Regions from separate parts of the Homo sapiens genome. Here region 2 is linked to region 1. The links are chromatin loops, found by intact Hi-C in ENCODE. Cell type or tissue: psoas muscle. All regions are shown on one strand.

The links. Hi-C counts contacts between places; a loop is a spot of excess contacts. Peaks named below come from ENCODE experiments on the same cell type or tissue, not always from the same donor. Only the 100,000 strongest peaks of a DNase experiment are listed, where the experiment ranks them.
Region 2: a loop joins it to region 1, with 2.8 times the contacts of the local background. A loop is called at or near these places in 9 of 110 quality-filtered maps.

The regions. Positions count from the first base shown.
Region 1 is chr10:46,226,319-46,230,318 of GRCh38, reverse strand. It overlaps the pseudogene ANTXRLP1. Among named protein-coding and RNA genes, the nearest start is that of ANTXRL, 59 kb to the left of the region's middle. RefSeq lists an enhancer at 1,284-1,938. In psoas muscle, CTCF peaks have their summits at 882 (motif pointing right) and 1,590; a DNase peak (open chromatin) is centred at 1,578.
Region 2 is chr10:46,547,646-46,551,645 of GRCh38, reverse strand. GPRIN2 (G protein regulated inducer of neurite outgrowth 2) reads left to right here. Exons shown (of 3, transcript NM_001385282.1): 3 at 904-4,000. The coding sequence starts at 910. The coding sequence ends at 2,286. Among named protein-coding and RNA genes, the nearest start is that of GPRIN2, 7.0 kb to the left of the region's middle. In psoas muscle, no CTCF peak of the experiment used is centred here; DNase peaks (open chromatin) are centred at 1,125 and 2,115.

The sequences.
Region 1 (4,000 bases):
ATGAAGTTCTTTGGTTTTTTCTGTTTAGTTGTTTGACTTCCTTATATATTCTGGATATTAGTCCTTTGTTGGAAGCATAATTTGCAAATATGTTCTCCCATTCTGTAAATTATAGGTGTATTCTGAGTTTCTTATATTTTGAAGTCTACCTCTCTAGAAAGATTAAGGAAATTTTCCTGAATTATTCCCCCAGATATGTTTTCCAGCTTTGCTTACTTTTTCTTATTTTCTCTCAGGAATGTCTATAAGTTATAGGTTTGGTGAAAATCCCATCTTTATTTGTTCTTTTTTAAAATTCATTTTTCTATATTTTTGTCTGACTATGTTAACAAAATACCAGTCTTCAAGATCTGAAAATTTTTTCTTCTGCTTGGATCATTAAAGCTTTTAACTGTATTTTGAAATTCTTTAAGTGTATTTTTTATTTCCGGAAGTTCTGTTGTTGTTTTAAAGGTATTTATCTCTTCCTTCATTTCCTGGTTTGCTTTCATGGTTTCTTTGTGTTAGTTTTCAACTTTCTCTTGGCTCTCATTTACCTTCCCTGCAATCCATACATTTAATTCTTTATCTGTAATTTTGGGGTTTTCATTTTCGTTGGGGCTCATTGCTGGAGAGCTAGTGTGATTATTTGATGTTGTCACAACATTCAGATCTTTCATGGTGCTAGAATTTTTACACTGGTTCCTTCTCATCTGGAGGAGCTGACACTTCTTATGTTCAAATTTATTTTCATTTATGTGGGATATTTTCTCTGTTATCTCTCCCTCCCCCCGCCTTGAGGGTGTCACTGTAGGGGTTATGGCCTTTCTCCTGCAGCCCTGTGCACTTCTGTTTTTTATTGGGCTGTGCAGTTCAACCTGCAGGCCAGTAGGGGGCACTTCTGTGTTAGGGAACCTCTTTTCGCTCCATGGGGGTCCCAGCTGTGCAGGCTTTACTCTCCTCTGCTGTCTGTGATTCCTGTCATGTCTCTGGTGAATTTCAGCATGCTCTCTTAAAGGATCTATTTGAAGTGTTAGTATTTACTCACTATTTTGATGCCTGAGAGATTCTCACTAACTACTGGCTGTGGCATAAGCGCATGGGTGTATATCTGACCTTTGCTCACTGAGGTGCTCTCTATTGTTTCAGCTGATGGACTGGACAGCAGAATGCCAGGTTCCCTGAGCTTCCTGCTAAGAGTAGGTTGGGAGGGTGGAAGAGAGGTTGCAGCTGGGCAGAGCTGGAACCCTGGCTTTCCCACAAATACCCCAAATGATAAGCGTAGGCACCAGCCATGATAGGGGTGGCTGGGGGAGCTCCTGATGACATGCACAGAGGTCTCTGTGGTGGGATGAGGGGGCTGCACTGGCTCCACGTCTAGATAGGCAGGAATGCAATCTGCTTCCCTATCACACCCCTGTTCTGGGGCTGGTGTCTCAGTTCAGATGCACACTGTGGTCTATCTGCAGGCCACAGTGTGGCTGAGAGACGTGGAAAATGCCTGTCCTGTGCCTCTCCGCAGGAGTGGCTTCAGGGTGGAAATTCTTCACTCAGCCCAATGCAGGCAGTTGTATGGCTCGCCTGTTCTCCAATGTGGTAATGCCGCCACCCCATGGAGAGAGGGAGAATGGCTCTGCCTGTCAGCCATGTGGGTGGGAGTCATGGCTAGTGTTGGCTGCTTGGGTGGGCCCAAACTCAGGTCCAGAGGGTAGTCAGGTGCCAGCGATGTTGGACTGGGCTAGGTAATTCCCCAACTCCCACACCTCTCAGTGACCCACTAGATGGCATGTAGGAGTCCTGATGTGGCTGGACCAGGATCTAGTCAGCCCAGAGTTCAGGTGCTGGCTGTGATAGGGAGGGGTGGGCTGATCCCCTGGAGCCTGAGAACAGATCACAGGACTGTGGGGGCTGGGCTTTCCGAAGGGCTCCAGGCCACAGCTGCAATGTTCAGGCATAGCAGGGTGGCTGTGCTGTGCACCGTTCACCCAGGAGGGCAGGAATCTTCAGCTGGGGCAATGAGCAATGATAGTTGTTGGGCTCATGGTCCACTTGCACTTCTCTCCCAAAGCTGGATTTTGCTGTTAGGAGCTCAGGAAGGTGCCTGACCTTCCTGCTCCCTTCCTGGCCTGGGGCAGCAGAGGCAAGCCTGTGGTGGAACGGGCTAATGGGCAGCCTCTGGGGGTTGGGTTCTCAGGGGAACAGTGAGCTGTGGCTGTCATGCTCAGTCAGGGGTGGGCGGTGGCACTGGCAGCCTGTCACCAAAGCAGGCAAGTCCCGTTTGGCAGAGAGGAGCAGCAGAGGGAAGCCTTGTCTACCCACTCCTCCTTACCACAGCTGCAGTATCTGTCTTTGGGGCACACGAAAGTGCCCAGTTCCCCTCCATGGCAGGCAGCAGCAGCTGCACCAGGCAGATCAGGGATGAAAAGCCTGTGGGATCCATGTAGGCTTGAGCAGTGCCTCTGCACAGTCTCCAGCAGGCTCCCTGTGTTCATCTGGAGGCCCGGGGGCAATGAGAGGGCTCCCTGTGACTAGGATTGTGAAGGTCCATGGTGGAGTTGTGAAATTTCAGGGTTCTCTCACTTGCTCACCTCTTCCCTGTGTTAGGGAGCCCCTTTCCGCTCCATGGGGGTCCCAGCTCGGCAGGCTTCCCTCTCCTCTGCTGTCTGATTCCCATCATGTCTCTGGTGAATTTCAGCGTGCTCTCCTAGAGGATCTGTTTGAAGTGTTAGTATTTACTCACTCTTTTGATGCCTGAGAGGTGCCAACTAACTACTTCTACTCCTTGGCTGCCACTGTTCCATTGCCCCCTCCTCGGGGGAGGGGCAGCATAATTTCAGAAAACAAGTCTCACATCAGAGCTGCCCAAAACCAAAGTGTACAAAAGGGAACACGGTGGGCAATTTTTATTCCTTATTTTAGACCAGAACTATAAGAACACACATTTCTGAGAGTCCAATGGATGTCACGTTAAGCACCCCTGTAGAGCTGGAATGAGCCAGAGCAGGTGAGGTAACGAGTAGCCCCACATGGAAGCTCACAAGAAGCCAGGGCACTGCTCACCCCTGGGATGGCACAGAGAGGGTCCAGGCCCCCAGGGGCACTGCAGGCCTCCGTTGGTCATTCAGGGACCTCAATATGCAGGGGAAGCTCTGCCAGGCAAGAGCATTCTTTTGAGATCAGCTTCTTATCAGCCAGACAGAAGGAGCAGGGCTAGGCTGGGTGACAGGCATGTGCACCTGCCACTGCCATGAGCTCAGACACAGCCCGCTGAGCTGCAGGGGAGGCTACAATTTAGTAGCTGTGCATCCAAGAAGGAGTTGGGGATAGATTTGTGGACAGTGCCCAGTCCCCGCTAGGGCACCAATCACTGAGGGCAAGGACCCTGGAGCTTTAGCTCTCCTACTGGTTTTCCTAACCTACCAGGGAAGGCTCCCTTCATGGCAAGACCCTGGTGGGACTTTTGGAGGCAGATGTGCACACCCAGTCTGCACACCTGTATTAGCTGAACTCCTCACAGGGGCTTAGAAACAGACTGGAGAGGAAAATGTACACGTAGGAGGTTTCTTTTGTTAGGGAGTCCTCTGGGGAACACCATGGTGAGGGAGAGAATAACGGCAGGAACCAGACCCACATAGGATGTGCTACCGCAACCATCTCCAATCAATGGGAAAATAAATGGCTATCCGTTTGCAGGAATGTGTTATTTAAGGCACTTTTCCTGGGGTCCTGAAACTTCAACTGTCAACCCACAAGCCCCAGCAAAAAGGCATGGAGGTGATTGGGACAGGGACTGCCTAGTGACAAGGTGAGCCCTTAGATCCCCCACCCCACACCCACCACCAGGGGCTCGAGCCTCCAAGAGAGGAGGCATCAGGTGGGTTGAAGTGTAGGAAAGTGTAGGAGGGCTGGGCTGGGCTTTAGCAGCTGAGTCTTCTGGCTCTAGTCCAGAGCCCTGTGCACTTCCCCAGGTTGCCCCCTTCCGCAGTTGGGAGCTGAACCACCAGGCCCTCCCAGATGGCTG
Region 2 (4,000 bases), 320 kb before region 1:
ATGTCAGGCAGGATAGGTCTGATTGATGGTACTGGGTGGGCATCTTATCTCACTGCTGCACCGTCCCCAGGGGTACAGAAAGGTCTGAATGAATCCCATGTTCCCTAGCCCTACAGCTGGGCACGCAGTAGGGGCTCAGGAGATGCTGTGGAATCAATGACCAGATGCTGAATGAGTCCCTCATGGAAAAAGCTGATGCATGGGGCCTCTCCTTGCCCCTGGAGCTAGAGGTAGGAGTCAGGGAACCCCAGAGACATGCCAGCTCAGCAAGGCTAGGCCAAGGAGGATGGGGGTGGTTGTGGAAGCCCAGGGTGATTCTCAGTGTCCTCTGGTCATTGCTCCCTCGTCCTGTGAACTTTCTCTGAGCTCCCACTCTGTACCAAGGAGACCCTGTCCACAGTGAGTTGGATACTGCCAGTCCCAGGAGGAAGTAGCCCAGTATTGGCCTGTCCAGCTGTGCCCGTTAAGAGGCCATAGTGCTTCCGTGCTGGTTGACCAAGAGCTGTTATCCCACAGCCCCACCCCCTAGGGCTGCAGTTTCACCCCCAAAGCCCCAGCAGATTTGGCTCTCTCCCTTCCCCTCCCACACAAACCAGCCAGTAAAGAGTTGAGAGCTGATAGAGTGGCGGCCTCCAGGACCCCACCCTAGGGCAGATTCTAACTGCTTGAGACTGATGATGAGATAATTTGCAGTGTCATCCTTGTGTCTAATGTGAGATGACCTTGATTTGAAGTGTCTGGTGTCTTGTCACTCACTGCCTTGCATATGGTTCTGACCAGTCAGGCAGGCTGGGACTGAAGGTGGCTCCCTGGTGAACCTAGCACTGTGGGAGTTCATAGTAGAATCGGCTTAGGTGCTGCCACCCAACTCAACTCCACTCCCTCCCTTTCTCTCTTCTGCAGGCAGCCATGAGCTCCAGCCGCCCCGAGCCGGGTCCCTGGGCACCCCTGAGCCCCCGCCTTCAGCCCCTGTCCCAGAGCTCTTCCAGCCTGCTGGGTGAAGGCCGGGAACAGAGGCCAGAGCTCCGCAAGACTGCCAGCAGCACCGTGTGGCAGGCCCAGCTGGGCGAGGCCAGCACCAGACCCCAGGCCCCGGAGGAAGAGGGGAACCCGCCTGAGAGCATGAAGCCAGCACGGGCCTCTGGCCCCAAGGCGCGACCCAGTGCTGGAGGCCACTGGTGGAGCAGCACTGTGGGCAATGTGTCCACCATGGGCGGCAGTGACCTGTGTCGCCTGCGGGCCCCTAGTGCTGCTGCTATGCAGAGGAGCCATTCAGACCTGGTCCGTAGCACCCAGATGCGGGGACACAGTGGTGCTCGGAAGGCCAGTCTCAGCTGCTCAGCCCTTGGCAGCAGCCCTGTCCACAGGGCTCAGCTGCAGCCAGGTGGTACTTCTGGCCAGGGTGGCCAGGCCCCTGCAGGCCTGGAAAGGGACCTGGCTCCTGAGGATGAGACTTCTAACTCAGCCTGGATGCTGGGGGCGAGTCAGTTGTCAGTGCCACCACTAGACCTGGGGGACACAACTGCCCACAGCAGCAGTGCCCAGGCTGAGCCCAAAGCTGCTGAACAGCTGGCTACCACCACCTGCCATGCTCTGCCCCCAGCTGCTCTACTCTGTGGCATGAGGGAGGTGAGGGCTGGTGGCTGCTGCCATGCCCTACCTGCCACAGGGATCCTGGCCTTTCCCAAACTAGTGGCGTCAGTGAGCGAGTCTGGGCTGCAGGCTCAGCATGGGGTGAAGATCCACTGTAGGTTGTCTGGGGGGCTCCCTGGGCATTCCCATTGCTGTGCCCACCTTTGGGGTCCCGCTGGGTTAGTCCCAGAGCCTGGCTCTAGGACCAAAGATGTGTGGACCATGACCTCAGCCAATGACTTGGCCCCTGCAGAGGCATCCCCGCTGTCAGCCCAGGATGCTGGTGTGCAGGCGGCCCCAGTGGCGGCCTGCAAGGCTGTGGCCACCAGTCCGTCCCTGGAAGCGCCTGCAGCCCTGCATGTGTTCCCAGAGGTAACTCTGGGGTCCAGCCTGGAGGAGGTGCCGTCCCCTGTGCGGGATGTGCGATGGGATGCTGAGGGCATGACATGGGAGGTGTACGGAGCTGCGGTGGACCTGGAGGTGCTCGGTGTGGCCATCCAGAAGCACCTGGAGATGCAGTTTGAGCAGCTGCAGCGGGCGCCCGCCAGCGAGGACAGCCTGTCTGTGGAGGGCCGGAGGGGGCCACTGCGGGCTGTCATGCAGTCCCTGCGGCGCCCCAGCTGCTGCGGCTGCTCCGGCGCGGCCCCCGAGTGAGGAGCTGTGGCCCTTGGAGCTGGCCTGGGCCCACTGACTTAGTCCTAGACCTGGGCCAGGGACGGTGGGGGCTCCGTGCCCCCTGGACCCACCGGCAGCTGGGCACATCTCTCACCTGAATATTGGCTGCCTCCAGACCACAGGACTGCAGCCTGGGGCTTCCGGCCCTACACAGCTGGGCTGTTTTCTTAAGGGCTTGATTTCCAAGGGCCACATCTCTGCACCTTCCGGGCTCTGAACTTTGAGACAGGGCTTTAGCACTGTGCAGAGGGGAGATCCTGAGTTTTCTGTAAAAAATGACCTTTTGTTCACTCCACCCTCAGAACTCTGCCATGTTGCCTCGTCAGACTCTTGGTGGCTTTATTTGAAATCAGTGCTGAGAAATAGTGAATTCTCGACATGAAATGTGAGGCCCCAGTGACAGGGACTGCCCAGGTCTTTAGGGAAGGGGACTGATGTTATCAGAGGCCTCCTGTGTGCCACATACTGTGCTTGTCCTGTCTTCACCTCTTCATCCTGGCAAGCCTTCATTTGGCAAGGCTGTAGCCGATGTGCCCCACGCTGGACAGCTTGAAGAGGTGGGACTGAGATCCAAAGCCAGGGCCAGCTGAGCCGTGGGTGTTGCCCTGTAGCATGTGCCCGGTCCAGTCAGTGCAGTCATGTATGAGGAGAATTTACTGAGCTCATACTCTGTGCTGGGTTCTGTGGATTCTGTGGTGAATGAGACAGAGGCTGCCCCTGCCCTGGCTGAGCTCATGGTGTGGGTTGGGGATGGCAGGGGAGGATGCTGACCATTACGGAGGGCTGCCAGGCTTCCAGGGTCATTGTGTCAGAGGCTGGCCTGAGGAAGGGGAGAATGGGTGGCCACCTGCCCTAATCTCAGTTACAAAGCCTAAAATTGCACTATTTTCACCTCATTCTGTCGGCTGAAGGATTTCTCCCCAGCTGGTGCAGTTTGTGGAAGGAGGGAGGGCAGGAATGGAGGGGGACAGGGCAGGAGTTTGCCCTGGCCCTGGGGTAGGGGCTGTGAGGCTGTGGGGGCTCGCTTGCCCACATGACCTGACCTAGGCTAGGCAGTGGGGGCCAGGGGCCTTGGAGAGACAGAAACATGGGCTTTGGCACAGTCTGACTTCATTGCCCAAAGATTTCTCGAGGCCTGTGAAGAATGGGAGTGGGCTTGTGTTCTTGTCCTGGGTCTTTGTCTTGAAGATCCTAAGATCCCGTGACACAGCCCCCCAATCCACCCGTGTGAGGGACCAGAGGGCTAGTGTGGGGTCATGGCCCACGACCTGGCCTGTTTCTGGAGCCTCTTCTGCACCTAGGAGCCCAGGACCCCCACAGTGGTGGCTTACTTTTCCCCATCCTCAAGGACCTGGTACTCATTGAGGTGGAAATGACTCATGCAACAGTTGGTGAATTTGTAAAGCAGGAGTGGCATTTCAACAGGCCACAAGGACAAAGTGACAAAGGCGTGCGTCAGGTCAGATGCCTCCTGAAGCCCAACGATGGACCATTCTCACCCGTAAACATGCCTTTCCCATATGCATAGGTGCACCCCTTGGGATTCTGGGGCTGTCAGTCCCTTTGTGTATGGTGCCAGGGCAGGCAGCTCACGTTCTGGGGAGTGACACATGGGTATATGCCATCTTCATGCCTGGCTCCCCATGGAGTCTCCAGGAACCCCAGCCTGTTAGGGCCACATGAGAGAGAACAA